6 separate regions of the Mus musculus genome follow, and regions 1, 2, 4, 5 and 6 are each linked to region 3. A link is a loop called in an ENCODE intact Hi-C map of the cell type or tissue named here. Cell type or tissue: heart. All regions are shown on one strand. Each heading gives the region's core, and the rest is flanking DNA. Links, peaks and the distances in the headings are about the cores only.

Region 1 (5,138 bases), core at 325-4,324, 50 kb before region 3:
CGGACAGACTAAACTGTGAGCAAGTCAGTGACTGGTCAGATAGAAAAGGAGATGACAGTTCAGTGTCATGGTGGAAAGGAATCGGGGATGTGCAGAGTTGATAGCATAAGAGCCAGGAGGAGATCTCTGATTGAGATGGAGGGGGGAGTAAGAATCCACCTCAGAGACAGAGGCCTTCAGACAGAAAGCAGGGGGAGACCATCACAGCCACAAACGGAGCATGGCGCTGCTTCACCCCTACAGATGGCAATGGGTTGGTTATGCAGATGTACAGGTGATACCACTTCTGAAATTTTGCCTCTCCGCTCTTCCTTTACCAACAAACCATGCTAGTTCTAGTTTTGTAGCTAATTCTGGCCAGAGAAGTAAGAACGGAAAGAGACCTCTCTGCTCTTGGTACACAGTGTAGTTGGTGGGAGGTTGTGAAAGGTATGCCAAGAGAGGAAGTGATTTTAGGCAGAGTGGAAATTTGCCAAGTAGAGAAAACAGAGTTGTTGACCCAGCAGAGAAAACACATTAATTGCACGTGTGTAAGGAAAGATTTTCAGGGGTAGGCATACTCAGGATGCTAGGGAAGAATCCTAGAAATATTTGGCAAGTTTGCAGCGGGCACTTTAGTAGAAGCCCATCTCCACTGAAGACCCAAATCTGAAGATAATACCATTCCAGGCCTCAGGAAGTTCAGGGTCTTAACGTAGGAGTGGAGTCTAAATACAGCATTAAAGCCCTATCAGAGACTTAGTGCTAAGAAAACAAATTTCAGTCTTCTGCAAGAAGTGGGGTAGCTGGGCCAGGGAGAACGGTGGAGAACAGTGGCCTCTCCTGGGCAGGCAGAGGTAAAGTCTAGAAAGCATAAAAACCAACGTTGAGTAAAATGATGTGTGTGGTCTGGGCAGGGACCTGGGAACAGAACAAAGTGTCCAGAGGGAGGGTGCCTACAATGAAAGTAGCTACTGGTTTGGGGTCTGATGCCAGGCTGCAAGGACCAAGGAAAGCCTAAATCCATGTTTTATACAGCAAAGGTGACTTGGGGTGAACATTTACTGGGGTTGCTTGTGGCAGGCTCCATAGGAGATAGCAGAGGTGAGGGACTAGAATGGCAAAGGAGAATGCCAGGTGGCCAGTTTGCACTGTTATCTCCTATAAAGTACCCGTTATCGATATATCGTGATACCGATATATCTTGATTGTGAAAAGTGACAACGTGGTCTCTGTATATTCAACAAGCATTGAAGTGGAGAGAGCCGGCTTGGCTGGCCTCCTGGTCCCCTTTTACATTGAGGAGGCTTGCTCAGGATAGCGACTTGTGAGCATGTTTATGTGCGGGGTGAGCAGAGCCCCCCATCCTAAGAGCAGATGGTTTCCTCCGCCTGGGGTCCTGTAAGGATGGTGAAGCTGGAGTGAGGGAATGGGAGATTCAAGTGAGACTGCCAGAAATACTATGGGCAAGGCAAGTTAACCGCTTATTTCTTATCAAGTGGTCCCAACGCCGTCATGTGTTGTTTCTTTTTGTGTATGTTCTCCATCCCAGCTGCTCCCAATAGGCTCAGAGCTCCTAAAACTTGCTATCAAAAGATGTAGCTGTGTGTCTGGTGCACCAGCATGCCATTAATGGCGTATTGTATAGTGCAACAATTTTAGTGTGTGATTTAAAGCAACTTTCGTAAAAGACAATTTTAAATTTTTATTCGACGGTGAGGAAGGGGCTTCTGGACAAAAGCGACTAAATCGGTTATCATTCCATTGGAGACTTCGTCAGCCATACAAGAAGTGAAAATGATGGAAACAAAACCTTTGAGGTTCTGCACAAAACAAAAAAACGATGTGTGGCTTAAAGTCAGCAGTTCTGGCTCGGGGGGGGGGGGGGGGGGGCTCCAAACGACGCCTCCAGGTGCTGACTTTTGGGGCCACCCCCTTCCTGCCCTCCCCGCTGTGGCAGCCAGGATTCCTTTTGTCTCGGGTGCTTCCCCACCCCGCCCTGCCAGCCAGAGGGAGCTGGCACCGGGCGCCCTCCCCACCGCCCCTGGACCAAGGTTGTTTACTACTTTCTACTCGGAATAACACGCCAATCACCAGGGCCCGCCCTCTCTCTCAGCCAATCAGTTTGTTGGGAAATTCCACCTTTCCTAAGGGCCCAACCAGCGATTGGCTGCAGGACTTGTCAGTCAAGCTGGCATCCCGCAAGGATGCAGCTGGAGTATTAGGGACGCGATCACCAGAGCCGAGGAGGAGTAACCTTCCCATAAACAAGATGGGGGGCCCCCCAAGAAAGCACGGATTGGGGTGGGGAGCTGAAGCTCAGCCCAACCCCGGGGCCCCACCGGAGTGAAGAGGGCCGAGCGCAGAGCCGGGGAATCCCTCCCTCCGCCTCCCGCCCTTGCTGCAGTTGTAAACACGCTTCCCTCCATGTCTGTTTTTCTTTCTCTAACCGTGGCCATTACAGGCTGCTGTTTACAAAAATCCTGCAGGGCAGTGCTGTTCTCTAGGATCCTGTCCTCCATTCACCTTGCCTCAGGACCCCTTTTCAGGCTTTTTTTTTTTTTTTTTTTAATTTTCTCCCCGCTGCTAGGCACAAACTGAAGGAAGCTATTGGGTCGTGCAAGCTTGTTTTCCTTTTATTGCAGCACGCAAAGCAAGTCACGCTGTAGCAGCAGCACCATTTCCCAGGAGAACAGGCTGGCTGGCCATTAAGAGCACCGCGCAGCCTAAACAGGCGTAGCTCTAGAAGGACTGGCTGGGTTTTTGTTGTTGTTATTATTATTACTGGTCTGAGTCAAGCTGGATGCTATTTTGATTCTGCATTTTCTTCCAAAATTCGTCTTGAAATCTATCCCCACTTACAGGTTTGGGATTTACACCACCACCCGGCGCACGCCCCTTTTCATAAAGGCAGTATTGTGTTGAACTAAATGTTTTTCTACCTTCTCTGATCTGAATCAGGTTTCCCATTTCTAGCAGCACAATGTAGTTGTATTCTGTGTGGTAGGGGCGTAGTGGACATGAATTATTTGCGACAGGGTTGCCTGGAAGATACGGAGTGGAATTTGCGTGGCACGGAACAGTTCCCAGTGCCCAAGGTTTCTGTTACTCTGGCTCCAAGCAGGAAGCGCAGGCAATATGGCAAAACACAGCACGTGGCATCCCATTCAAAAACGCTCTTTTCTAGAAGCTGGTATTGCAGAGGATATCCGATCTTGACTAGTTTCACCACCACCACCACCCCTTTCACAAGCAGAAAGAAAAACTAATGTACGGAAATTTGGTGTAGATATTTAGTAGGAAGCTTTGTTAAGTGTAAAGGCAAGGTTTGGAAGTTCTGGCGAGAAGCTGAAGGACCTTGTGGGCACGCTTTACAGGATTTAAGGTTGTAGGAATTGTAACCCCCACATGGGAGGCCACGGACCTCTGGGCTCCTCTAGACTTAACACCCTGCAAAGTTACTGAGCTACAGAGCCCTGGAGGATCTTAGGGTTGATGCTGAGGGAGAAAGGAAGGTTGCTGCAGGTAGGAATGTGGGTGGCCCTAGCATGTTCTGGCCAGGATTGGATTTCCAGGAGTAGCTTCTATGGCTACCTGTGTGAGTTTGTGGAAGACTCCAGTCTTAAGTTATGAAAGCCTGGTTAGGATCTCAGTGGATGGTTGGTCTTTTTTCCTACTTACTCATTTGTTTGATCCCAAGCCCCAAACCACCCCCCCCCCTTTACACACACAAGCAGCTTTCCCCAAAATGACCAAGTTAGTATGTAACACGCTACCGTTATATACTGAGCTGTCGTCAGGATTTGAGTGGAGGTGGCTGTGTCGCTTGTAGTAAGGGGAGGTTACGAAGGCCACAGCTGGGGCAGAGTTCTGCCTCAGGGCTACAAAGTTCCTGGCATCATTACCCCACCTTATGAAGTTACAAACTGGGCAAGGGGTTGAAGGCAGAAAGAGACCGTAATGAAGAATGTTGTGATGATGTGTGTACCAGCTCCTGTCCCTTATTAGCTGCCTCATCCAGGCCAAGTAAGTTCACCTCCGTTAGCCTCCTTGTCCACTGCCTGAAAGGAAAGCCGTGATGTCTGTGTATGGCTGTGAGGGCTCAATGACCTTTGTCATGCAGTGGGCTTGGTACCAGCCTGGGACTCCTGACAAATGTGTCTTACCCCTTCTTTTTTCCGTGACCCTTCCCTCAAACCTCCCGCTTGCTCAGGGCTCATCTTTTCCTGGTGATTTGTGTTAACCGTTCCTCCCTGGCCAAGTCAGCCTGTTAATTTTTCCATGCCAACAGCTTCCGAGTGCCAGGAAGTCACGTCTGAATAGCCAAAGTATGTTTTCCTGTAGGAGAGTGCCAGCGTGCCAAGTGGCACGTCCTCAGTTGAGCATGCAGAGCTGGGGGGGAGGGGGAGGGGTGGTGAGACCTAGCTGTACTTCCCGCCATGTCTTCAGATAACTTTTTGAATCACGAGTGAAGTCTTGACTTAATCCCCTGGCTTTCATAAGCAGGGCAGAGCAGTGGCCCCGGCCTGGCTCTCAGTTCTTCTTGACCTGATTTCACCCTGCCACCTCTGCCTGTGTCTCCCACCACATCAGTACACACATGGTATGTGTGCGTACCACAGTGCTACCTGGCTCCTGTGGTGAGGATCTGAGGTCTCTCTCCAGTTGGGGAAATGGCCTCCTTGATGCCATTTGCTAGAGCACTTCCTCAAGCTGACCTCTCCATATTCTGTCCCAGTAGTACCTTTGTTCTTCTCAGTCCTGTCTCTGCTTAAGGGACAGTGGCGTCCTCTTGTGATGGATCCTTCTGTGATTCCTGTGGTTGACTGACTTTTCTTCCCACAGAAAGTAGTAGTTTTCTCTGCACTCTAGGCCAGAGTGAAAGCTGTCTGTCTGTCTCTCTTCCCTCTCAGTAGAATTCTGATGCCTGGAATTCAGGCCTGACCCTTCTTTCTTAATCTGGAGCAAACATGGTAATACCTCTTCCTTGGGGAGTTGTGAGGATTAACTGTGCCCGGCTTCAAGTTTATACCTGACAGGCACCCAGGAAGGGGGAAGAGTTATCTTTTTATCATCCGTAGATGGAAATGTTAGTGGCTGTAGAGGTCTGCCAAAAGAATGGCTGAGAATTATGTAAATCAGGGACTTGATCACTGCTC
Region 2 (5,138 bases), core at 688-4,687, 120 kb after region 3:
GTGCCCCCAGTGCCTTCTTTTAATTTTAATTTAACTTATGTTAAGACAAGCTTCCCTGACTGTCCTAGAACTTGGTATGTAGACCAGGCTAGCCTCATGCTCACAGAGATCCTCCCCCCTCTGCCTCCCAAATGCTGGGATTAAAGGTGTTTGATACTGTATGCCTGGCCTTTTTATTTTACTTTTTAAAGATTTATTTATTTTATGTATATAAGTACACTGTAGCGATACAGATGGTTGTGAGCCTTCATGTGGTTGTTGGGTATTGAACTTAGGACCTCTGCTCTCTCCAGTCAACCCTGATCGCTCTGGTCAGCCCCACTCACTCAGTCCCTGCTTACTCCGGCCGAAAGATTTATTTATTATTATAAATAATTATACTGTAGCTGCTATAGCACACCAGAATATGGCATTGGATCTCATTAAGGGTGGCTGTGAGCCACCACGTGTTTGCTGGGATTTGAACTCAGGACCTTCGGAAGAGCAGTCAGTGCTCTTACCCGCTGAGCCATCTCGCCAGCCCTATTTTACTTTTTAAAAGTTAAGCACACTGGGCTGCCGATGTGGCTTAGCCACAGTGTGTGTTTTTGGCTTGTGCAAGACCCCATGAACTCAGTCTCTAGCACCAATAAACAAGTAAACAAATAACAAGATAAAGATGAAATACAGTTATCTTCAAGTTAAAAATAAGCTCCTTCCCCTTCCCCCTAAACAGGTTTTTCTTTCTCTAGCCCCGGCTGTCCTAGAATTCCTGCTCTGTAGACCAGGCTGGCCATCAGAGATCCACCTGCCTCTGCCTCCTGAGTGCTGGGGTTAAAAGCATGAGCCACCACCAGTAAGCACCCTCTTTCCCTTTTAAGAATTTATTTATTTTTCCTTGAAGTAGATGAGTGTGTTTAGCATACATTATATCTATGCACCCTCTGCAAGCTGACCGGTCTCTCCGGAGGCCAGAAGAGCATGTTGGCTCTCCTGGAACTGGAGTTACAAAGTAGTTGTGAGCCTACAGGTAGGTGCTGGGTACTGAACCCAGGTCCTGTGGACATGCAGGCTCAGTCATCTCTCCGGCTCCAGCAGGGCATCCTTTAATGGTTTCTTTCGAGGCTCAAGGTGTGTACTTGTGAATTTATTTATTTATTTTTAAACCTCATTCACTTTACAGACGCAGCCCTATGGACTGTATGGTGTTGAGCCACAGGCGCCTCTGGTCAAGCCAGGGGTCCTGATGAGGTGACTTTTGGATTTTGAGACATTTAGATGTTCTGGGGATGTCATTTAGTGTGTTTGCAGAGCACACACCTTAGGTAGGGTTTTACTGCTGTGAACAGGCACCACTTATTAAGGACAACATTTAAATGGGGCTGGCTTACAGGTTCAGAGGTTATGTCCATTATCATCAAGGTGGGAACATGGCAGCATCCAGGCAGGCATGGTTGGTGCAGAAGGAGCTGAGAGTTCTACATCTTCATCTGAAGGCTGCTAGGCAGCTAGGATGAGGGTCTTAAAGCCCCCACCCACAGTGACACGCCTACTCCAACAAGGCGACACCTCCTAATAGTGCCACCCCCTGGGCCAAGCATATACAAACCATTACAGCACACAAAGCTGTCTTGCTGCATGCTCCTAGAGTTTTCTGCTCATGTCTGATGAGAAACTAGTCTTTAACTCTCTGCGGAGCCCAGAATTGGTCTTTTACCTTCCTGTAGTAGATTCTTCTCTAATAAACATTCTGGAATAATTTAATTTTAGAAGAAAATTCACTTGCATGAAAAAAGATACAGAAAAAAAAATACACAAGAAAAAATGTTTGATCTGCGGCACCCGCTCAGCTTCCTTTTGATGGTAGAACGGAGTTGAGTTTTTTGTCCTTGTGTTGTTTTTTGTTTTTGTTTTTTTTCCACATTATCTGGAGCAAGAATCTTCCTTACTGTAATTGAAGAACAACAACCCACATGACAAAAAGAGAGAGAGAGAGAGAGAGAGAGAGAAAGAAAGAAAGAAAGAAAGAAAGAAAAGAAAGAAAATCCTGAGTCATTACAGCCAGCTTTTCCAATGACATAATGCCCCATAGTTACTGCCAGGTAGTGCTTTTCAATAAAGCCAAGTTTGTAAGACCGGGATTAGTAAAATTTGAAATATTTCCTTGGTGTGTCTCAGAATAATAGTCTCATCTTAGAAAAATGGTGCTTTGCCAAAAATGAAAGTGTTTCCCTGCTCTTTGTGGTAAGGGAGTATGGGGGGAGAGTCTTGTGCAAACAGCGTACTGAGTCCGTGCGTTGAGCCCACCGACATCTGTGTTAACAAGCGTTGCTGTTTATGGTCCAAGGACCGTGCATTTCTGGGCTGGATTGAGTGACGGCTGCCTTGCTGGGCTGTGGGTGACAAGAGTCTGAGCAGCTCTCTGAACTCAGGCTTTGCTAAGGGAATGTCGAGCCTTCTCCATATTTTCTGTAGAACAACATTCTGATGTGCACCGTTATTTTTGGTTTTCGGGTGATACTGCTAGCATGTGCTCAAGTGAATTCATAAACCCGGGCTTTATCTAGGAATTTCAACTTCTTTACAGTCTGCAGTGAGGTATTTCAACTGTATGCCTTTTTAATAAAAGCGTTTAGTGTTACGCTGCAGAGATTACATTCTTTTGGCTTTGGAAAAGTATTTCCTGTTCGGTCCAAGCCATGAAGGCCTGTCAGGGGCTCACATCTGGAACCCACAGGGGAGGGGCCTGTCTTCCACCACCAGAATCAAGAATGGCCTATCCCAGCCCGGACCAGTTTACTTCCCAGGGCCCCATGGGGTGGGGCCCTGGCTTTCTCCTGGGATGGAGGAGGAGAGTCCCTTTTTTCTGTCCATTTTGGATATCTATCCCTTCTACTTGGTGAATCTTCAATTTTCAGGTTCCCTTAGTTTTCAACGTTATTTAAAAAATTTTTTTTATTAGGTATTTATTTCATTTACATTTCCAATGCTATTCCAAAAGTCCCCCACCCGCTCCCTTACCCACTCCCCCACCCACCCACTCCCACTTCTTGGCCCTGGCATTCCCCTGTACTGAGGCAGATAAAGTTTGCATGACCAATGGGCCTCTCTTTCCACTGATGGCTGACTAGGCCATCTTCTGATACATATGCAGCTAGAGACACAAGCTCTGGGTAGTTCATATTGTTGTTCCACCTATAGGGTTGCAGATCCCTTTAGCTCCTTGGTTACCTAGCTCCTCCATTGGGGGCCCTGTGATCCATCCAATGGCTGACTGTGAGCATCCACTTCTGTGTTTGCTAGGCCCCGGCATAGTCTCACAAGAGACAGCTATATCTGGGTCCTTTCAGCAAAATCTTGCTAGTGTATGCAATGGCGTCAGCGTTTGGAGGCTGATTATGGGATGGATCCCCGGATATGGCAGTCTCTAGATGGTCCATCCTTTCGTCTCAGCTCCAAACTTTGTCTCTGTAACTCCTTCCATGGGTGTTTTGTTCCCAATTCTAAGAAGGGGCAAAGTGTCCACACTTTGGTCTTCGTTCTTCTTGAGTTTCATGCGCTTAGCAAATTGTATCTTATATCTTGGGTATTCTAAGTTTCTGGGCTAATATCCACTTATCAGTGAGTACATATTGTGTGAGTTCTTTTGTGATTGGGTTACCTCACTCAGGATGATGCCCTCCAGGTCCATCCATTTGCCTAGGAATTTTATAAATTCATTCTTTTTAATAGCTGAGTAGTACTCCATTGTGTAAATGTACCACATTTTCTGTATCCATTCCTCTGTTGAGGGGCATCTGGGTTCTTTCCAGCTTCTGGCTATTATAAATAAGGCTGCTATGAACATAGTGGAGCATGTGTCCTTCTTATCAGTTGGAACATCTTCTGGATATATGCCCAGGAGAGGTTCAACGTTATTTTTTTTTTAAGATTTATTTATTTATTATGTGTAAGTACACTGTAGCTGTCTTTAGACACACCAGAAGAAGAGGGCATCAGATCTCATTACAAAAGGTTGTGAGCCACCATGTGGTTGCTGGGATTTGAACTCAGGATCTTCGGAAGAGCAGTCAGTGCTCTTACCCGCTGAGCCATCTCTCCAGCCCCGCGCCCCCCCTCCCCCAGTTTTCCATAAGGCTTACATAAATATTTTCTTTGTAGAGGAGAGCTGTTGAGTTTGGGGGAGCAGGTAGCATTTTCCTCAATAGTGGGTGTGGGGTAGCTATTTAGGATGGATGCGGTGTTGTGGCCCAGGTTGCAGGGTGCCCCAGGTGTTCTGTCTGATGATTCTGCCCCATAGAGGTCTGCAGTCAGTCTCATGACACCCACAGTGGTTAATTCTTGCGCGCGCCCTGCAACAGGATCCTTCTGCACACGTTTATTGGGAGAGCTTGATTGCAGAGGCGAAGAGACCCCAAGCCCAGAATTGGTGCTGCTTGTATAGGCCTAGGAGAGGCGTGTCTCACACCCGGATCGGTTATGCATGGGTTATGCTTACCACCTCATTTGCATGCCTACATCTGATTGGTTAACTTCTCTCTCATCTGATTGGTTAACTTCTCTCTCATTTGATTGGTTAATTTTGGTTAATTCTCAAAACCTCATCTTGGCAAAAAAAAACTTTACTGCCTATGTATGTGTGGTGGCCAGTGGAAGCCAGCACCATCCTGCAATGGCACATGTGGCTTCCCACAGTTAATTTATGTTTCCTGCTCCCTGCCCCCCCCCCCCAAACAGAAAGTGACTCCCAGTTTCAAGATAATCAGGCTGGGCCATGGCTTGCCAATTCGAGACCCTCCTATATCTGCCCCTGTGGCCTTGGTGGGAGGCCAACCACAACTTTCTCTTGTGGACAGCCAGTGTCTTGGTTGCACTGCCCACGAGTTCTTTCAGGGTGGAGGGTAGGGTCTTAACCTGCAGGGTCAATGATCTCAGGATGTGAACAGGGCATAACACGTTCATGACGTTTGTCCTAACCTCATATGATCAGAAAGTATGCCGCTAATTAGCAAGCACCTAGCCTTGGCCCTGGTGGCCTTGGATGTGTGGATGGGTGCCTCTCCCAGCGAACCTGAGCAGCGCAGAATGAGCTTCTCCATGGCGCTGATCAATACGCATTCTTTGCCAGTTCTGCAATCCACACCTCACAAGGGTTATTG
Region 3 (5,138 bases), core at 763-4,762:
CATCCATTTGCCTGCAAATTTCAAGAAGTCATTGTTTTTAATAGCTGAGTAGTACTCCATTGTGTAAATGTACCACATTTTCTGTATCCATTCCTCTGTTGAGGGACATCTAGGTTGTTTCCAGCTTCTGGCTACTATAAATATCAGCCAAGTATTGTTAAGGATTCTGGTATTGGGGAAGCTTCCCTGGAAAGCTGACGCCAGCCCTGCTGTTAGCATTTGAGAAGGGAGTGGAGGGCAGGTGAGGCCTGGAGACTTGTGTTAAAAAACAGTGTTTCTCAGCCTTCCAGTACTGCCACCCTTTAATACAGTTCCTCATGTAGTGGTGACCCCCAACCATAATCTATTCATTGCTACGTCATATCTGTAATTTTACTACTGTTATGAATTGTAATGTAAATGCATGATATGAAGGATGTCTGATATTTGACCTCAAAGGAATCTAAACCCACAGGTTGAGAGCCTCTTGCTTCAAGGATATCTCTGGCCAGGACATTTGAGACTCTTTAGTAGTAGCTTTCTCTGGTAACTGTGATGAAATCCAAAGCTTTGAGGGGCCACCCATAGCAACAACTCACCTTTGTCTCTCGTTGTATAGTATTAGGGCTCAGCTGGTTCACTTCTTCCTCACTTATTTAATAAAGGAGAGAAAGATTTGTAATAAGCAGATGAACACAGGTAGTGCAAAGCACAGGCTTCAGAGAGCCCCAGAGGAGAGGACAGAAGGTGCTCTGGGTACCAAAAGGAAGACTCTGGTGGAGAAGGCCACACAGGCTTCTGAGCAAAGCTGGCCTGGAAGGGTTTGGGGGACTAGAAAGCACAGGGACAGAAGAGGAGAGAGCACAGAATGACATTTGGGCCTGTCTTGTGTTCAGCTCCTGGGGGAGGTAGGCAGTACTAGGATTATAGGAGGCACTGTTGCATGCAGATGTAGAGGTTATCATTTAGGTAAGCCTTGGGACGCACTGGAGATTTTGAGGAGGGGTGTATTAGCAGAGTTATCTGACATTTAATTTCAGGGTGCTGTCGTTTATACTGATAGCCTCCTCCCCCTCCCCCCAGTGTTTCCCAGAATGTGTGGATACATCACAGTTACAGGGAAAGGGGAGCCCTGTGGAACTTCACCAGGTTCACCTCACCCCAAGTCAGACAGAAAACTTGGGGTGGGGGAGTTGCCAGCATAAGCTCGAGTAACTTTCTGAGTATTTCTGTGTATGTTTGGCACATGGCAAAGATTAGAAATGACTTCGCTATCCCTGTGATCCTTCAAATGTATATAGTCCCAGGCCACTTCTGAGTTTTTATTTTATTTTATATTTTATTTTATTTTTAAGCAATCTTGCCTCAACTCAGTGTTGAAGGAATCTATTTCTTGAGCTTTTTGTATGGCTACTGAAAATGGCATAAATGCTTCCGTGCGGCTCAGGAGGATTCTGAAGACTTCTGTCTTGATGGAAAGAGGAATATTTCCCCCCACCCCACCCCCCACCCCCATGAAGGTATCCTTCAGCCTTAGCTATCCAGGAAAGCACTGCAGTTGATCTTGGCCTTCTCGGTAGCCCCCCGTGGGAACACAAGTGTTTTGCCTGGCGTGTAGTTCCTGTGTTTTCTTTCTGGGCCTGCTTACCTGGGTCATGCATGCTCATCAGGCCACATTTCTGTACACTGATTTCCAGGCCGACGACAGGTGAAGCAGAATCCCAGCAGAGCAGACATCAGGGTGCACAGCCACAGAACGGTACTTGGGTAGCAGCAGGACCCTTTGGTCTCAGCCATCACTCTCTCTGTAGTGTGGCATAGCTGTAGAATCCCAACTTCAGATAAGATCATAGGAGTTGGAGAGATGACTCCCTAGCTAAGTGTACTTGCTTGGCAATCATGAGGCCTCGTGTTTGAATCCTCGGCGTGACTGAGCCTAGCTGCACCCAGGAGTAGCTCCAGGTGGTGAGCTGAGACAGACTGATCCCAAGAACTTGCTAGTCAGATGACCTGCCTGACCTGAGCCAGACTCCGTGAGACAGCCTGTTTCAGGACAGTGGGGTAGAGAGTAACAGGAGGATGCCCAGTGTCTCTCTCCTGTGTCCAGAAGCCTGCACGTCTGTGTACTCAAGGACAGACACAGAAAGGAAAGGGTTTTCTCAGAAGTAGTGGTGTGGTGTAGTGATAGAGCACTTAACCTAGAGTGTGTGGTGCTTGCTACCTGATCTCTAGCAAAGTGTGGGGGTCATGGGGGGGATTAAGAAGGAAAATCAAGTTTTGTCTGGGGATAGGGATATGTGGTTCTCCTTGAATAAGAGAGAAAATATTTCCATTATCTGAAAAAAAAAATGCTCTGCTTTGGACAACTTTGGTTTGGGAGCAATCAAATAAATGAAAAGTTCAAGCTCTTAGGTGCTGCCAAAGATTATTGTCTTGAACAGAACAAAAATACTGGAAGGGGGCCAGTATAAAGTTAGAATTCTTAGTCTGTTTAGGCATCTCTACCCTTTGCAGACTCAGGGTTTTGTAATGTGCCCTGCATCTCTGGAACTAGACCCTAACATAACCACATTTTAGCACATACTTGGGACTTTTAAAATACATACAATTAGTTACTTTGCCTAGCAAGTCTAGGCTGTTCCTAGAGATATGGAAGCATGTGTATGCAAATATCACATGTGAATGCTCTTAGCAACATTTTCCATAGTATTTTCTCAAAATGGTGCGTTAGATATAATCTAGGGGTTCCTCAGTATAAGCGCAAAACACACAGTAAGATACTAGCCAATGGTACATGTAGCATCCTGGGTGAACAGACAGGGGAAATGCCTTGGATGGGAGAAGAATGGGGGGGGGGGCTTCAGTTTGATATAAATGTTCTGAATCTGGATGATTGAAAGATGATTGGCCATCTGTATAAATTTATTGAAGCCCATGGAGCTGTATATTTATAGTGGGAACAATTTTAGAAGGTAAAACGTACCTCAGCAAAGCTGTTTTTAAAAAGCACTCAGGAACAAACGGCCTATTTTGTCAATCTATGTGGTGCTTGGTTTAGTTTTGCCTGGGTATATATTTCCATACTAACTGAGCCTTTGTAGATGGTATAACTGTGGACCTGAAGTGAACCAATATTCTACAGATGGGCTAAGTAGTGTTATAAATGACTGTACTGGTGACAGCTTCAGTGTACTGGCTTCTGATGCCCTCTAGAGACAGCTGTCACAGGCAGTAGTAGTGTCTCCTTGCAAAAATGGATATGAGTTATTGGTTGTCTGTGCTTCCAGGATGCCAGTAAGAGCTTGAAAGAGGGGTCCTGTGTAGGCTGGAGACCTTGAGCTCAGCCCTGCCTGTATCAAGGTGCAGGACTTACCTATTTTCTGTGACTTTGTTCTGGGGGACTTTTGACAGTTCAGAGAGTAGCACAGGTCATCCTGTGCCTTTGTGAGGTGATTCAAAGCTTATAACGTCCTTTTATATTTAGCATCCAGTTCTTCTCAATTGGCCTCGGGGCCCGAAGAGACCAGAAAAGATAGCTCCATGGGCAGCTGAGAACCAGCAGCCCTAGAGAAGCTGAGTAAACCATTCAGGTGCCACTTCATAAGCAGTGGAGAAGGTGCTTGGGCCTGGTTATCAGTTCCTACATGGAAGACTCTACACTCGGTCCCCTGCAGTCTTCACTTAAAAGGGAGGCCTAGAAATGGTAGCCACAGATCATAGCTAAGTGTTGGCTGTGAGCTTATCATGTGACAGGGCCCCCAAATTGTTGACTAACCATCCTAGTAGGTCTATGCATTGGCAGGTGAAACCCATCCAATAGAGGGGATTTTTTTTTCTAATGTTGAAAAAGCTACAAGCTACCAGGCAGTGGTGGCACATTTCTTTAGTCCCAGCACTTGGGAGGCAGAGGCAGGTGGATTTCTGAGTTCTAGGCCAGCCTGGTCTACAGAGTAAGTTCCAGGACAGCCAGGGCTACACAGAGAAACCCTGTCTTGAGGGGGTGGGGGGGGTGCAGAAAGGAAGGTAGGAAAGAAGGAAGGATCGAACTAAGAGCCAAAATACCACTCAATAAAACTCCGGGAGATCATACAGCGTGTAGGAGCCAAAGGAAAAAAAATGAACAGTTTGGTTTTTAAAAATATTCTGTGGATGTAAAAAGGCAGTGAGCTTAGAAACGATTTATGAAGTCGCATTTATTGAGTGGTTCCCTTAACTAGTCATCTCCCTGAGAAAACAATGACCATTCAAGGACATTAGTATCTTGAAGGTGTGTAGACAAATCTCCACCTGGGGATATCTCTTAACTCTCACTATTGCAGAAGGTGTTGAGGAGGCAGGCCTCGGGTGGGGGTTGGGAAGCAGGCACTGTGTGGACGGGCCCTCCCCAGCAGGTTGATTATTATTTTGGTGAAGGTTTTTATTTTTCTTTACCTTCTGTAGGCTCCACAATGCCTGGATTTTATTGATATTGGTATTCTGGCTCCCAGCCTTCTCTGCATTGTTTAAAGAGAGAAAGTTTGTGTTTACTGTGAAAAGATAATCTTGCTTTTCAAAGTGATTAGTCAAATACCCTGAGTTTCTATGTGCCTGCCATTCATTTGTCAAATTCCTGGTTTCTAATTCATGCTCCCTCCCTGGGGAGAAGAATGTGTGGCTCAGAAGGAAGGTATTTTCAGTACAATTCTGTTTCCTGCTTGAGAAATTAGTTTACTAAGAGGCCTTGGCCTAGATGGAGATGGGAGTTTGACCTGATTAGTTGGCCCTTGTATCCGGCCTGGAGGTGTCTTCAATAACAGGAGATTTTTGTCTCCTGGGACTCTCAAGACTTGGGAGCAGCCAGACCGGTGAGGTTAGCGTTGAGGCAGCAGTTTAAGAATGGCCCATGGTTAGGCAAGACACCTAATGGGACCCAATCTTTCCACCATTACACCTATCCTTCAGTTGTCTGCCTATCCTGACCACCCCCATATCAATAAGAGTGAACATTGGTGGGTCCCGTAGGTGGCAGTTCTGACTGACAGGTATCCAAGGACCTCCCTAGGACATACACTCTTAGGTACTACGATCTGGATTCCTTTGATCAGGGTCTTTGTTTCCTACTCCAATAAACAAGCATGGTAGGGGAACACTCCTTACCAAAGGCTAGCGGCTCATTGAGC
Region 4 (5,138 bases), core at 807-4,806, 390 kb before region 3:
GCTTGCTTTAGCTGAAGAAAGCACACAGTACTGGCTTCAGGGCCAGACATGTGTGGAATTTAACCCAGGCAATGTACTGGTGGAGGCCAGACTTCAAGGGACATGTGTCCACAGTGTCCATACACCTGTTGGAAAAAAGTTAGAACTACTGTTGATTTATGGGATGCCTGTAACATTAACTTCCAAAGGTGGACCAGAGAAATGGTTTGGCGTTAAAGGGGCCTGCCACCAAATAGGATGGCCTGAGTTCAATACCCAGAGCCCAGGTTGTGAATAAGAGAAATAACTTCCTCCTTTGTTCTGACTTCTACATACCTACCACAGTATATGTGTGTGCATGCACATGTTACACACACACACACACACACACACACATGCACACACATACAAAGTAAGTAAATGTAATAAAAAGATACATTTCAAAAAATTCAAAATTAAAGGGCTAGAGTGATGACCCAACAGTCAAGAGAATCTAGAGAATGCCTAGTTCCCCCACCCCCACATCGGACAGCTCAAACTGCCCACAGCCCCAGCTCAGGAAAATCTGATGACTCCTGCCTCTGTGGGTACTTGATCTCTCGTGTGCAGACACACCTAGATGTAATTTAAAAATAAAAATAAATCTTTTTTAAAAAGCAAGTGACCCTCCTTAGAAGTGGGAACAAAACACCCTTGGAAGGAGTTACAGAGACAAAGTTTGGAGCTGAGATGAAAGGATGGACCATGTAGAGACTGCCATATCCAGGGATCCACCCCATAATCAGCATCCAAATGCTGACACCATTGCATACACTAGCAAGATTTTATCGAAAGGACCCAGATGTAGCTGTCTCTTGTGAGACTATGCGGGGGCCTAGCAAACACAGAAGTGGATGCTCACAGTCAGCTAATGGATGGATCACAGGGCTCCCAATGGAGGAGCTAGAGAAAGTACCCAAGGAGCTAAAGGGATCTGCAACCCTATAGGTGGAACAACATTATGAACTAACCAGTACCCCGGAGCTCTTGACTCTAGCTGCATATGTATCAAAAGATGGCCTAGTCGGCCATCACTGCAAAGAGAGGCCCATTGGACACGCAAACTTTATATGCCCCAGTACAGGGGAATGCCAGGGTCAAAAAGGGTGAGTGGGTGGGTAGGGGAGTGGGAGTGGGTGGGTATGGGGGACTTTTGGTATAGCATTGGAAATGTAAATGAGCTAAATACCTAATAAAAAATTAAAAAAAAAAAGAACATAAAAAAAAAAGCAAGTGAAAGGTAATGTTATAGACTCCTAATAAAATTCATCTAAATAGAATCTATTGTGTAGTCAGGTCAGGACTAAGTGATTCATTGTGTGCAGTTAGCTTTCTCACTACTGTGTTAAGATACCCAGCTAAAGCAACAGAGGGGAGGGGAGATGTATTTCAATTCACACTTTAAGGGGTACAGGCATCAGGCAGCCATCCATCAGTTCTAGACACCAGACTGGAGTGGTGGAAACCTGAAGCATGAGTTCCTTACAGCCCTGTAGGTCAAGAAGCTGTGTGCTATACCTCTATAGCTCTGCCCAGATGTAGCTCTGCCCAGATGTAGCTCTGCCCAGATGGTACTTGGTCCTATGCCAACTAGACCTCTGGCTGTAAAAGTTCCAGAGCCAACGTAAGTTGCACCACTGTCTGAGGACTGAGTCATACAAGGAGGGTGGGACAGGGGTCCACATTTTACATTCAAACCATAACACACAGCGATTCTCATGGTGTGTTATATACAATGATCCAGTGTTTCATGGAACCAGTCATCAAAGGTCCCCATGGCAGATATGTTTAGCTAAAGCACATGTTTGACACTCCAAGGAGTCAAACTTCAAGTTTGTGCTTGCCAACAATCTAGTATTATGTATATTGGTCCCATTTTTAAAGATGAAAGAAAAAGAAAAAGAGGAAGGGAGGGAGGGAGGAGGGAGGGAGGGAGGATATCAAAACCATGCATTGTGGCACACACCTATAATTCTAGCAATGAGTGGGCGGTAGGGGAGGGTCTGGTGGAGGCAAGACTATCAGGAACTCAGGAACAGCCCAGGACACATGAGATCTTGTCTGAAAATAAAAGTTGGGGGAGAGAGAAGGGAGAAGAAATCAGCACACACAGTATCTCACAGAAACACACGAGACTGCCTGACACTTTCTTTGTTTTAATCAACTGCTTTGGTTGCAAAGATCGCAGCTCACAAGCACGACCCATTGCAATTCCCAGGAATTCCGACTTAGTTGGTATGCGGGTGTAGCCTTGGCATCAGACTTTTACAAGCTCCCTGAGACGTTATAATGTGAAGCAAAGCCTAAGAATTATTGGCATAAATAACTTTGGTCTGAAGGCCACTTTTGGCAAATAACCCCCGAAAGCTGTTTTTGCAATTCTCTCTCAGGCCACTAGATGGCGGATTGTCCACACGATAGCATTTCAATACCAGGTGTTTTCCAATAACTGTTCCGTGGGCAAGCAGGAAGCTAGGAGAGAGAGCAGAGCAGATTCCAGAGCAAGTATTCTGCAGGCTTGGCCTCACCGCGTTGGCTGGCATCAAGTTCTGAGGGGCCCACAAAGGTGAAAGGAAAGGTACAAACCCATCGGATTGTTTTAACCCTGGCTTTTTCTGCGGTCAAAGCGAGACGGTTCCTTTCTTCTTCCTGGCCTACATCTTTTTCTTGGGTGTAAATTACAGCAAGGCGTTCTTTATGGAAAGGCCGCACCCTTTATTCGGAGTGAGGCTTTTTGGAAACCTTTTAATTAAAAGTAGCTAGTTCGCCTTGTTGCAAATAGGCAAGAGGCACTATGTATTTATCGCTGACTTTGGCTCATCCGGGAATCAAACTCGGGGCCTCTTGCAAGCTAAGTGAATCGCTCTACCACCGAGCAACACGCCCAGCCTCAGAAGAGCAATATTTAAACCCTATTTATAGATTCAGATTAGTGTGGGAGTAAATGGGGCGGGTAGGAGAAAATTGTGAAATCAAGAAGATTTCTGTCACCCTAACACACAAGAGTGTGATTTTTCCGGAAAACAAGCACCTCTGGGCTTAATTTTTCTCCCTTTGATCTGAAAATAAACACCAGCCTCCACACTTCTTGGTCGTGCACTGTTGGTTCATTAAAGAGCCATCTGCTGATTCCCTGTAAGAACTCAACATGCAACGATTATGGGCAAAGTCCAGAGAAACAACTTCAAGACAATTTTTGTATAAAAATTAGCTCTAAAACGAAGCGTAATCACTCTATCGGTGTTTCTGCCATTTGGATTTTTTTTCCCCATCGAAATTTATAACATATTCATTTTGGCAGATTGTGTAACTTCTGTATTCTGAAGTCAGAGCACTCCTGACTGATGTAGGCTCCATCTCCAAGCCGGAGAGCAACAAGCAGGACACGAGACAATCTTCATGGCTGTCTGTTCACTGGTTAGCCTGAACCTTAAGGCCTGGTGGACCTTTCTACCAAAATCCAATTAGACAGGATTCTCCAGAGAAAACAGAACCAGTAGAATGTGAATAATTAATTGATTGCAAGGATTGGATAATGGATTTATGGAAGCTGAGGAGTCCACAAGGCCGTAAGCAAATTGGAGACTCAAGCCGGCTGCTGGTGCGGGTTCCGTCAGGAAAACCAGCAAGGCTAAGCTTCAGCCTAGCTCCAATCAGTGGGTGATGGCTGGGTGGTGAGTTAGCTCCCTCTTGCTCAGGTCAAGTCACCAATGCACTGGTTGGCAACCCAATAGCATTGTCCCAATGTCTGCCACAGAATTCTAGTTCCCTGGGATGTTAATAAAGGCAAGTTGCTACCAAAAGTCCCAGTGTCAAATAAGTCTGGAATTTCCTGGGTGAGACTGTTAAACAAAAGCCTTTTCCCGTAGGACTTTCTCAGAGCCTCGAGGTCACACAAAAGAGGGTGATGCTTTGCAAAGCTTTCCAAACTTACCATGTTGCTCAGTGTTTCGATGCTGCAATAAAATAATTGAAAGAAAGACTTAAGGAAGGGAGAATTCTCTCTGGCTACTGGACCCAGTTTTAACTCACAGTTGGATGGTTCTGTTGTTTGGGGGCCCATCACAAAGCAGGGAACAGTAGAAGACAGTGGATCTCCTTGTAGTATTCAGGAAGCAGAGAGTAACACAGAAAGCCACTCTCAGAAGGTATGTCCCCAACACCCCACTTCCTCCAGCAGGACCATTTTCTGCAGTCTACCATTTCCTTATGAGTTATTAAAACTCCGAGTCTATGCACAGATGAAACCACCCAGTAGGTCACAGCCCTTAGGCTCTGCTTGTCTCTGAGCCCTTTGCAAACACACCCAGGAGTGAGAGCTACAAATCTCATAGGTGCATATCAGTCTAATCAAGTTGACCAGACTAACCATCACACTCATGTGACACAATTCCTTGTTCAACTTTCAGCGCCCCTTCTCCAGATACTGGCCTTGTGGCTTTATCAAGAACTTCTGAGCAGAGAATGTCTTTAGCCTGATTTTGTACCTAGCCCCCAGCTTGGGAATGTAAAATGCACGGAGTCAAGTGATGTTTGAAGGTCAGTTAAAAGCAATGGCAAACCACAGATGAAAACGCAACAGAAAGACGGTGAGGCTATAAAATCAAGTGTGAGCAAGACTAGCTGGAGTCTGTCTACCACAGCACATTCGGCCACTGCCTCTGAGGTCCAAACGATGCCAAATGGACTTTGGGGACCTCAGACTGGAACCTGGGCTTTCACCATGCTAGATGCTCCAGTGAGCAGAAGAGAGACTCATTTCTCCTAAGAGACAGGGTGAATGCTGTGCCTGCCGTGTCCTGTCCCTTGCTCCTCCACCATGCAGGTGCAGGTGCTTTCAAGGCTCCCGTTGGCTATGGTACTTCTGTCTGCTTCACCAGCTCTGAGAGCAGCCCACAGGCCCTCTAGAGTTGAAGTCTGTGAGTGCTAATGCTAATCAGCAACTTGACAGACTTTAGAAGCTCCTGAAAGACCAGCGGGTGAGAATGCCCGAGGGGATTGTCTTGATTACATCAGCTGTAGAAAGACCACTCCTTGGGTATGCATCCCAGACTGTACAGAAAGGAGAGAGTGGAGTCAGGGAGATAGCTCAGTGGTTAAAGCGCTTCCCACACACGTGT
Region 5 (5,138 bases), core at 715-4,714, 380 kb before region 3:
GTACATGGCTCTGGCTTTAGCCAGCTGATTTCACTGGACACCAGGAGTCTCAGGTAAAGGATCCAAAAGGCAGTGACAAGCCAGGATCTGCCACTGCAGCAGCATCTGGATACATTGGCAACATCTGTGGGAGCAGGGAACGGTGCTCAGGGGTGCTGGAACCAGCTGCTATTTCCTAGTATCTCTGACTAGGTCTTCCTTCAGCTTGATTTCCTTTGTTTCCTGCCCAGTTTTTAAAGCCTCTTCTGCCTTCTTGTCAGTTCCAAACTGTCCCTTTCTGCCCTGCTAGCCAGAACCAGTTCCTACTAAGAGTCTCTGCCTTGTAGAGATGCTTAATTATTTGATAGTACATCTGGACATAGAGAACCCTCCCATTTTGCTTCCTTAAGACGAAGGGCTATGCTCATTTGCATAGTAAACCTATATGGAGTACCTACAGGCTGTGTGCTATGGCAGACCTAGTGTCAGGACATGTAGCTGACTAGGAAAAGCATGTCTCTGTCCTTGGGAACTTATTGAACTAAAAGAAGGCCAACATCAAACAACTAATTATGGAATTAATTCTTCACTGGGTCCTCCCATCAGCACTGGGTGACGCCAAACTATAGGTAAATATTTGAATCCCACAGAGGATACAAAGGAAACATGGAAACCGGAGACACCGCTCATGTCTCCCTTCCAAAGTCATCAGTTCAGCTGGCAATAGAGCCGAGAGCTTATGTAACTAAGAAACCATCCCACGCAAGTTCCCACACCAGAGGGACACGGGGGTCGTTAGTGTCCAATTCGGGGGATCAGGGAAGACTTTGTGGGGGATTTATTCACGGCCTTGACAGTGGATCACAAAGAGCTCAGCAATGAAGGAAGAAAGCATCCCTGTAAAATTAGCCACCTAAAGTTCCGCCACCCACCAAGGCCCACAGTTTAGTGCTGCCATGAGTCCCCTCTGAACAGCCACAGGACAAGATCCACTTATACACGCTGTTGACTCCCTGCTGTGTCCATTTAACAGTGTGTGGTGGATATTTGGCCTCTGACAATTATTCCTAGTCTACATCCCATTTAAGCAGCCAAAGACGATTCCATTACATGGGTGTACAGTAAACGAATCAAATCCCTATTAATGAACATTTAGGGTTTGGGTCAAGGGTATATACACTCTGGAACCCCAAGGCCTGAGCCTGAATCCAGTTAGTGACCTGGCTGGGTGGTAGGAGGAAGGCTGTGTTTCTGAAGGCGTGGTCCTTCCCCGTAGCAGAGGTACCTGCAGATGGTAATGATGTGGGATATTCAGAACAGTGGTTAGCACCCAGGGAGCGCTCAATCAAGGCTCGGATCGGACAGGCTATAAGCACTCTGTCATCCTGACCAAAGTGTTGGTTTGCTCCCCTCTGTTTCATCACTCAAAACACCCAAAGTGCACACAGTCAAAAAGCACATACATGAGCGCAATCATCTAGTCACCACTGTGATCGGTAAGAGGTAGTGAACGAGGAGAGCCTCTGACTCCTTCCTGGAACCCATCAGGACCCTCCCGTTATCCACAAACCATCTAGTGAGGTTTCTTGATTTGCCTTCTGGGTGGCCTTCTGGAATCTAAAGCAAGAGGAGCATTCATAACAAGTCAAGTCAGACGCTTTCACTACGATTTCAAGGAGGGGAAGCTGGAGTCGAGGCCATGTTTGAAAATATAGGTCAAATCTTGGTTTCTGTGGTTACTGAACACTGTCAGCCACTGTGACTCCCTCTGTGTGGGTGATGCCAAGGTTCAGAGGTCTGACAGCCCTGTCTAGCTCCTCTACAAGTGTCACCTCTCTCGCCCCTCCCCAAGGTCTGAGGCTTCTCTCAGCCCTACTGACCCCCAGGCCCGAGGGTCCTGAGCTTGGGCAACACCCAGGAGTAAGCTACTGCAGGTACCTTGCTCTTCATGCCTGAGGTTGGGGGCGGGGTGCTGGGACTGCTGCTGCTGAAGTTCGGGATGTCTCCATACCCCTGCAGTTCTACCCACTAGTCTGCTGCTGCATGTGGGGACTGCCGGGGAGCAGGGAGGAGGCCATGTGGGGAGGGAACAATGTAGTGGGTTGTTTAGCTGACTGTCAGCCTCGTTCTGGGATCCTCCTTTCCACGCCCCTTGGCTTAACCGCCACAGGCACAGCTCACAGAGGCAAGAGCCCCCTTATTTGGTCTTGGAAAGAAAGGGGAAAGGTTATCCTCGGATGCCTGCGGCGTTGGGTCATCAGCCCGCAGTTGCTGGCCCGCACCCGCGGGTGCAGTTCAGTCTCCCACCGGCAGGTGGCGGCACCGCGCAGGGTCTGGGGAGATGGCCAGCTGGTAAACAACCCGCAGGATCCAATGCCCTAGGGTGGGGACCCGCCCGGATGGGGGTGGGCGCCTTATGAGTCCGCACGTGGACAGTGATGCGGAGGGAGAAGCTAAGCTTCAGAGGAAGGGAATGGGGAGGAAAGAGCCCAATACCTTGTTTGTGGGAGAGTCAAGCTTCCCGAATTGCTCTGGCTGTAGGGTGTGACTTTGCCTTGATGGATTTCACGTGAGCGGCTGGAGAGTGCGCTGTGCCAGGCGGGAATCTGCTTCAAAGTCACCCACGCGGGTTCAGGGGACTCGAATCTCTGGATGTGTGTCAGTAAGGCACCGTGTGGGGCTCTGCACCAGCTGGGAGATTCGCTTTCTTGCCCATCCTTTTTCCTCTCAATCTCCTCTCTACCCCCCCCCCCCCGCCTCCTCCTTGCTCTTCCTGCCTCTCCGTGAGCCTGGGGGTGTGAAGCGACCCACTTTCCTCCTTGTGGCCCGAAGAGTTTTTAAGTTCGAACCGCCACGTGGCTGGTTCCTTTCCTACACCTTCCTGCAAGAGAACAATTGCCACCATTTTATCTTGAGGTTAGAAAGGCTCTGGTCACCCCAACAGTAATGGACAATGCTGGTTCCCCAAAGCCAATGTTTGTTTCAGTGATTGAGAACTGCCACACACACACACACACACACACACACACACACACACACACACACACACACACGCACGCACGCACGCACGCCCCCCACCCCCACCCTTGCCGCCGCCCCTTCCAGTGACTCCTCCAGGTAAAGCCCAGGGGTATCACAGGGAGCTGGCAGGGCATAGTGGCCTCCCAACACTTTAACACTTGCCTTTCATCCCAGCACTCAGGAAGCAGGGGGCTTAGTGAGTTTGAGCCTAGAGGGCCAGTCAGGGCTATATAATTACATTCTGTCTCAAAACAAAAACAAAAACAAAAACAAAACGCCAAGATTTGGGCTGTAGTGGTTAAGAACACTTGCAGCTCTTGTAGGTGACCCAGGCTGGATTCCCAGCATACACAAGGTGATTCTCCACCATCTGCAACTCCAGTTCCAAGCGATGTCTTCTTCCAATCGCCTCAGGTGCCAAGCATGCATGTGGTGCCCATACATACATGGAGGCAAAGCATAAAATGGGTAAATTGCATTCAAAACAGAGCACAGAGACGTTTTAAAGATGGATCAACAGTAGACCCTCTTCCTGGACTTTCACTGACCTCCAAAATGGCTCCTAGGTGGTCAGTCTGCAGCACCGGTTCTTGTTGCTTGGTTGTTGATGGCTCCAAAGAGAAGCCGACAAGTCTAAGCTCTTCCCCATCTGCCTCCTGACAGGGACCCTAATGACCTCCCACTTTGGGTTTCTTCACCTGGGAAGACATCAGTTTTCTGAGTCACACAATTATGGACAACTTTTGAAAATTATTGGGGTGACAGGTTCATGCTTGCCTTACATCCTACGGTACCTGGTTGCATTTCTTTGTATGTGTTGCATGTATATATGTGGGGACATGTTCTAGTGGAGGGCAGTGGACAAGTTCAGTTTCCTTTCTCAGGCGCTGCCCACCTATATTCCCTTAGGTTGATCAGCAAGCCCCAGCAGTCTGTCTGTCTGTCCCCCAGTGCTGGGATTATACAGCAATCTCACACATTGAGATTTTCCTTCTTCCTCTTCTGCTTCTTCCCCTTCCTCTCTTTTATCTTAAAGTCTGTGCGAACAAGATTAAATCCAAGGAACATCTTTATTTTCCGTGAGACAGTTTTGAAGCTGTTCCTATTAATTTGGGTGGGTTCCTGGTTTCTAAGAATTCACTCAGCATGCCACATAGTAAGTGCGTGCGTGTGTGGGGAGTTCCCGAAAGGCTATCCAGGAACAGGCTGCTCCACAGTCTTTGTTTTATTGGTTACAGTCATTCAAAACTCCACTGATAGCCAGATGGTTCACCAAACCTCCAATTGCACAGGCTCGTGACTGCCTTCAGTGGCCTCTGTGGCATTTCTGTTTTATGTCACAGGAGGTCAGCCTGGCTCTCCTTGAAGGATCCTCTGCTCCTCTCTGGAGCCAGCTTGAATGACAGCACTCTCACTGGCTGTCTAGGTTGGTTGTGACATCCCAGAACCCAGTCCCTATATCAGGAGCAGTTGTGGTTTGCCTGCACCATGACAGCATGGCTTGTCCCTTCCTATGTGTGCCGGCCAACTCAAGTGTTGGCTTGTTCTGCTCTTCATTCTGAGGTTGATCCCACCATAAGCTAGTCCTCAAGTCTTGATTTGGTTCTGTTCGGTTGCCTGGATTCTGCCCTCTGTGCATGCCTTGAGGTAGGTTGAATTACCATCCTCTTAAGGATGATCCTTGTTTGGAAGGGCAGTGGTGCCCAGTGATGAACTTGGCGCGTGGGGGATGGGGGGTGGGGCAGCTGCAAAGCCTGAGGTACGCACTTTAAACTTTGTGTGGTAGCTGCTAATGGGGTGCAAGGCTGGTAGCACTGTCCAGCCTATGGGGTGCACAGGATGCCTACCTTCAAGATTTAGTGGAGGAGGAAACATTGTAGCTGCCCAAGGGTATCCTGACTGCCTTTCATCTGCTTAGATCCCTACAGCCACACAGAGCCCCCCTTTAGGCCCAGGTTGTCAGAATTCATCCTTTGCAAAAGACGGAAATCCAGCCCACGCTTGTTTATGCAAATAAAGGCATTTAATTGTCTCAAGAAAAAGACAGTGGAGATGTCCATTTCACGTACAGCTTCATCTAGCAGATTAACAACACCGTTTCAATTACCCTTATCCTTAGCTCAGCTGGGGTGACTTCA
Region 6 (5,138 bases), core at 564-4,563, 230 kb before region 3:
CACTTACAGATCAAATGAAGCTAGAGGGACGCGGAGGGGAGGGGGGAATGGAGGCAGGTGCGGGTGGGTTTCTGCAGTGGCCACCGATTCCGGGTGGCGGCCGCACATTCCTAAGACTGGGACCCGAGCCAGACGACGTTGTCCGGGTTAGGGTCCCCGCCCGCAATCCCCTCCCTGGGAAGCCCTCGGACACGCCCCCCAGCTGCGGGTTCCCGCAGCCTGACACGCGCTGCGGTCCTTCTCCGCAGCTGCCCACGTGGTGGAGCACGGACCAGCACGATGCGGTGGAGCGCCCTCAGGGCGGGAGAGGAATGGGGCTGGGAGGCCCGGCTAGCACGACCCAGCCGAGTCGGTCCCCGACTCGGGGCCCCCACATTTCCTCCCCCGGAGGGAGGGAGGCGACATTCCCGGAGCCAGCCCTCCCAGGCTGCGGTCGCGCCCTCTGGCGGCCGCCGCGGAGACGGGTCCTGGGCACGAGGGGCCGCCTGTCTGGGTTCCCTTTCCAGGGCTGGGGGCCCGCGGTGGAATCGCTGTGCTTCGAGAATAGAGCCTCGCGGACCGCACCCTGTCCGCTCCCCGACTGCGCGCAAGCACCGGAACACCCAAGGAGCGCCGCCACGGGCGCCCAAGCCTGGCGTGGAAAGTGCCTTGCGTAGCAGTCTTCAGGGGTCCCCTTTCCCCCAGGTGTGCCCCTCCCGTCGCGTCCGGGCTTTCCACCACACTGCGAAAAAAATGCCGCATGCATGCACTTATTTATTTATTTTGCAACAGCTGCAAGAAACAATGAAGCTTTTTCACGGAGTCGGCCAGCGCGCTCTCCAGCCGCGCTGTTGTTGTTTTCAATGAAGCTCCGAGGCCGCACTCCCCGCCCACCGCGCCCGCAGCCCGCCCGCTCTGCTGCCCGCCCGCCCTGCCGCCGCCCCCCTGGCCACCGAGTCCCACCGGCGCCCCGGGCATTGTTTTTTGGAGTCCTGCGGGAGGGGAGGGTGCGGACAGGGCCGGCCGGCGCAGTGCGGGTGGGGGCGGAAGCGTGGGCGCGCGCGTGGCTCAGTGTGCGCGCGGGGGCCGGCGCGGGTGGAGGCGCGGGGGGCGGTGCCTCCTGGGCCCGGCTCCCCACGCCCGCGCTCCGCTCCGCACGTCCCTGCGATCCCGAACTCCGGCTCTTGGCGCCTGCCGAGTCGGGGCCCGGCCCTCGGCGCGCCGGGACTGCGGCTGTAGCCGCTTGGAGTGTGCGCGCGGGCACGTGTGCGCGGCCCCGAGAGCGCGCGCGTAGAGCCCCCAGTGTGTGGCGGCGGCGGCGGCGGCGCGGTGAGGCTGAGGTTCTTGTTTACCAGCATTAACTCCGCTGAGCGGAAAAAAAAAGGAGGGGGGGGGGGAACCGAGGAGGAGCGAGCGCACCGGGCGAACTCGAGAGAGGCGAGCGACAGGGAAGCTGCCTGCGAGCCTGTCCCGGCGCGCCCGGCGCTCGCAGACCCTCGGCCCCGCTCTCCGGACCCTCCACGCCTCTCCCCGTGCCTGCGAGAGCTCCACGGCACGCGGCGTGCTCGGCTTTGACCTTCAGCGAGCCGGAGCCCCCGCGCACGGAGTCGGCGGCGGGCGGGGGCCGACGCGGGGCGGCGGGAGCGCTGAGCGCTGCGCGGCCGCCGCTTTGTGTGTGTCCTGGATTTGGGAAGGAGCTCGCGGCGGCGGCGCTGAGGGAGGAGGCGGCGGCGAGCGGAGCCCAGAGGAGGAGGAGGAGCCGGAGGAGGGGGAACCGCTCATTCATTTCCACTCCGCATTTCTGCCCCTCGCCGGCCTCGCCCGCGCCCGGGACTTCGGACCAGTCTCGCCAACTGCGTCGCGCTCTCCCGCCGCGTAGGCTCCGGTGGTCGTTCCCTCCGGGGATCGGGTGGCGTTTGTCCTCGCCTGCGGCGATTTGGGCTTTGCTCCTCTTTCTGTACAGTTTTCCTCCTTCTTCTGCATCTCTGCGTTTGCAAATGGAGGCCGACGACGCCGACAGCCCGCCCCGGCGCGCCCCGGCTTCCCGACTCCGCCGCCCCGTGGGCCGCTGCTGCCGGCGCTGAGGGGCCGCCCCGCGCCACCCTCCTTGTCCACGCCGCTTTCCGAGGATCGTCGCCTGCGCTCTTGTTTTTGGACGAGAGTGAGGACTGAGTTGGAGACTTTTTTTTTCTTTTTTTCTTTTCTTTTTTTTTTTTTTTTCTATTTTTGAGAAAAGGGAATTTCGTCCCAAATAAAAGGAATGAAGTCTGGCTCCGGAGGAGGGTCCCCGACCTCGCTGTGGGGGCTCGTGTTTCTCTCCGCCGCGCTCTCTCTCTGGCCGACGAGTGGAGAAAGTGAGTATTTGCCCGCCGCCCGCGGCCACTGCGGGAACTTTTCCTCCGAGGGGCTGCGCCCTGTTTGGGAAAACCCAGTTGCCACGGGCGCAGCTGTCGGACTTCGGGGCTCGGGAGTGGAGGGTGGGGCTCTCTCGGAAGGCCGGAGTAGAGCAGGGCCCGAGAGTTCACGACTCAGGAGCTCCTAGAGCCCTAGCTCAGCGCATCTGCGCGCGGGAAGGGCCTTAGGGCTTTCTCTTTCGCTGTCCGGGGAGCGCTGTCCCGCACGCGGCCTGGTGGGTGGGCAGTGCCTTCTCGCTGGCGGGTCAGGGGCAGCCCCCGCGTAGGCGCTTGGTGGGGAAGTTGGCGTCTGGGTGGCCTCGGGAACCCCGCTACTCTCGCCCCCCCCCCTCCGGGGCGCTCCACTTGGCACCCCAGCGCCCATCCCGCGCAGCTCACCATGACAGCACCCTTGGAGGCTCCACGGGTGGTTGCTGGGGTAGACCTAGTGCTCCGTGGCGGCAATTCGGAGCCTCCTACCCTGCGGGGTGTAAGTTGTTCTTGAGGGGGAGATACAGGATGGTTGGAAGCCTCGCGGCCCCAGGACACGTTTCCAAACATCAGGGCGCAGCCTCCTATCACCCAACTTGTTGGGCCCATCGACCCCCTCAGGTTCTTGGCCTTTCGCTTCTCTGGAGCCTGTGGGCGTCTACCCACCTACCCCAAGGCTTGATAACTTGGACAGTCCAGTGTGGCCTTGGGGTGCAGGGTGTGCCCACCATTTTCCTCTAGGAAAGTGTGAACTTGGGACTTTCTTCGTGGGGGGAGGGTTGGATGATCCTCGGCTTAGGGGCTCTCAGTTTCTATCCAGCTCTGGACACTTTTTTCCCAGAGCGTCTTAGTAAGAGGAGATAGGTACGTCCACCCTTGTGCAGAGTCGACGTGCTTTTCCACACACACGTGTTCAGCGCGGATTTAGGTGCATCCACAGCCACACGACCGCGAGGGGAGAACCGGACTCCCAGCCTGGGGGAGAGATGTGTGCGGTGGGTTGAGCTGCGACGGGATCTGTAGTGTGGTAGTGGACGGGTGGTTGTTTTGTTTTGCGAGCGCGGAGCCCTGGCCTTGGTTTTGTTGTGGCCAAAGTTGTGGTGCACTGCCAACACCTCCCCCCCCCCCCCCCCCGCTCTGCACTTCCTTTGTACATACTTAATAAGCAGTATCGCTCATGCTTGCTATCGCTTGCAATCTGATAGCTTTTGTTTTGGTGGTGTCGGGTAGGAGTAGGTGGTGGTGGGGGGTGTCTCTGGGAATGAGAACTCTCCACAGTGTATGCGGGCAGGAGGAGGAGGAGGGGGTTTTGTTCTCGAGAAAAACAGTGTGGCATACTGGTGCTTTAGAGATGGTAGAGTAATTTGAACGCGATTAAAAGTTTAAATGCAGTCTCCGAGTAGGGGCTGGGGAAGTGAGGGCGTGCGGATGAGTAATGTTTGCAGAATGTATGCAGGTGGTGCCTATTAACTTCGAAAAATCACGACCTAGCCTTGAGTTGGGGTGGGGGGGGGGTGTGACACGATGGAGCCTGCTAGGGACCCTACCGCTGCCGTAGTTCACAAAGGCTGTTTCTATAAACAAACCCTTGAGCCTCTTTTAAGAAATATCTATGATGGAGTCCGAGTAGTTCTTAAAAGAACTATAGCTATAGTAAGACTAGAGAAAGACTCGCAGACTATGGCCGACCTCACAAATCTGGGCTCTCCTGCCCTTTGTTTTCCAAACTTTGAGCACACTGGATTGGGTGAAAGGCGGTTAGATGGTGTTTGGGGGCAGGGAAGATTTCTAGCCTTTAAGGACTAAATATGGTTTAGAAGACACTAGGAACGAGTCCATTTTCCTATGGCATCTTATTGTACTGTGTACATCTCTACTTTTGCTATTTAACAGCAGAAGTTCTGCAATGCAAAGAAGCAGTGGTGGCCTTGCCTTGCTTCTTGGGGCAGGATGCAGGCATCCGAAACAGGACGGAGCTGGGTCTTGCTGAAGGATATTCTTTGTCCAGAGCAGGGGCAGCAGGAGAAGGGTCTTTCATTGTGTTGTTTTTAATCCGGTGGGGACCAAACGCTTCCTGAGAGCCGCCTTTTATGATGGTCAATTTCCTAAAGTTTGATGGCCATCCTGAAAGCACTTGGGATCCTGGTTAGGGCCTGCTAAAGTTCTGTCTGGGTGTCTGCCCTTCCCTCTTTACAGCTGAAGGGTTAAGTTTTAGCCCCAAAGGTGCTAAACCACATAACTGAGGAGAAAGTCTCTGGGTGCCAGCAGAGGCAGTCTTCCAGCCATACAGGTATTAGGTTTAAGGAATGGTGATTCTTTGGAGTGCGACATCTGTGGATATGTTTTCATCTTTAACTTGGGACTGTGGAAGTTTCTTGAAGAAAGGCAGCCCTGCAGACATGTTTGTTTTGTAGCGGGAGAATGAGCAGACCTAGGAAAGGGAGCAGCCAGATAATGTAGGGCCGCTTTCTGTTTTGAAAATCAACATGCACTTGAGAGTTATTGTGGTTGTCTCCTAAAAAGGATTGAGTCATCTTTCTGCCGAGGGCACGGTAAAATCCTATTGTCAGAGGAAAGGAGGTATGTGCAATGTTGGTGTTTAAAGAAGTTAGTGCTTTATTACCTACCAGAAGGAGAGCCCAGAATAAGAACTTCAGAAAGAACCTAACTAGCAAATTATAGTTTAGGTTTTGATGCAGGGAAATAGCAAGTCAACTATACTTTGTGGAGGGCCAGACTGGTGCGGGTTCAGGGCTTGAAGTTTAAAAGGTCATA

What was found. Peaks named below come from ENCODE experiments on the same cell type or tissue, not always from the same donor. Only the 100,000 strongest peaks of a DNase experiment are listed, where the experiment ranks them.
Region 1: it touches region 3 in a loop (2.7-fold over the local background); 3 of 42 quality-filtered maps call a loop at or near these places.
Region 2: it touches region 3 in a loop (2.4-fold over the local background); 3 of 42 quality-filtered maps call a loop at or near these places.
Region 4: it touches region 3 in a loop (2.7-fold over the local background); 3 of 42 quality-filtered maps call a loop at or near these places.
Region 5: it touches region 3 in a loop (3-fold over the local background); 2 of 42 quality-filtered maps call a loop at or near these places.
Region 6: it touches region 3 in a loop (2.9-fold over the local background); 2 of 42 quality-filtered maps call a loop at or near these places.

Annotation. Positions count from the first base shown.
Region 1 is chr7:68,127,067-68,132,204 of GRCm38, forward strand. The region is part of intron 2 of Igf1r (insulin-like growth factor I receptor); the gene reads left to right. Among named protein-coding and RNA genes, the nearest start is that of Gm51488, 7.6 kb to the right of the region's middle. In heart, for the core only: CTCF peaks have their summits at 826, 1,942 and 2,990; DNase peaks (open chromatin) are centred at 1,045, 1,345, 2,235 and 3,045; H3K4me3 peaks cover 2,259 bases; H3K27ac peaks cover 3,225 bases.
Region 2 is chr7:68,291,901-68,297,038 of GRCm38, forward strand. The region is part of intron 1 of Fam169b (family with sequence similarity 169, member B); the gene reads left to right. Among named protein-coding and RNA genes, the nearest start is that of Gm16157, 18 kb to the left of the region's middle. In heart, for the core only: no CTCF peak of the experiment used is centred there; a DNase peak (open chromatin) is centred at 2,741.
Region 3 is chr7:68,176,695-68,181,832 of GRCm38, forward strand. All of the region lies in intron 5 of Igf1r (insulin-like growth factor I receptor), which reads left to right. Among named protein-coding and RNA genes, the nearest start is that of Gm51487, 22 kb to the left of the region's middle. In heart, for the core only: a CTCF peak has its summit at 3,187 (motif pointing left); no DNase peak of the experiment used is centred there.
Region 4 is chr7:67,786,470-67,791,607 of GRCm38, forward strand. 4833412C05Rik (RIKEN cDNA 4833412C05 gene) reads right to left here. Exons shown (of 3, transcript NR_045954.1): 2 at 1-125. Among named protein-coding and RNA genes, the nearest start is that of Gm34350, 14 kb to the right of the region's middle. In heart, for the core only: a CTCF peak has its summit at 2,410 (motif pointing right); a DNase peak (open chromatin) is centred at 2,422; H3K27ac peaks cover 288 bases.
Region 5 is chr7:67,801,448-67,806,585 of GRCm38, forward strand. It overlaps 4833412C05Rik (RIKEN cDNA 4833412C05 gene), which reads right to left and starts at 2,049. Exons shown (of 3, transcript NR_045954.1): 1 at 1,918-2,049. It overlaps Gm34350 (a long non-coding RNA gene), which reads left to right and starts at 1,742. Exons shown (of 3, transcript XR_391567.3): 1 at 1,742-1,913. In heart, for the core only: no CTCF peak of the experiment used is centred there; a DNase peak (open chromatin) is centred at 2,254; H3K4me3 peaks cover 1,315 bases; H3K27ac peaks cover 2,251 bases.
Region 6 is chr7:67,950,620-67,955,757 of GRCm38, forward strand. Igf1r (insulin-like growth factor I receptor) reads left to right here and starts at 1,638. Exons shown (of 21, transcript NM_010513.2): 1 at 1,638-2,333. The coding sequence starts at 2,240. In heart, for the core only: a CTCF peak has its summit at 2,344; DNase peaks (open chromatin) are centred at 1,162, 1,712, 2,692 and 3,472; H3K4me3 peaks cover 4,000 bases; H3K27ac peaks cover 4,000 bases.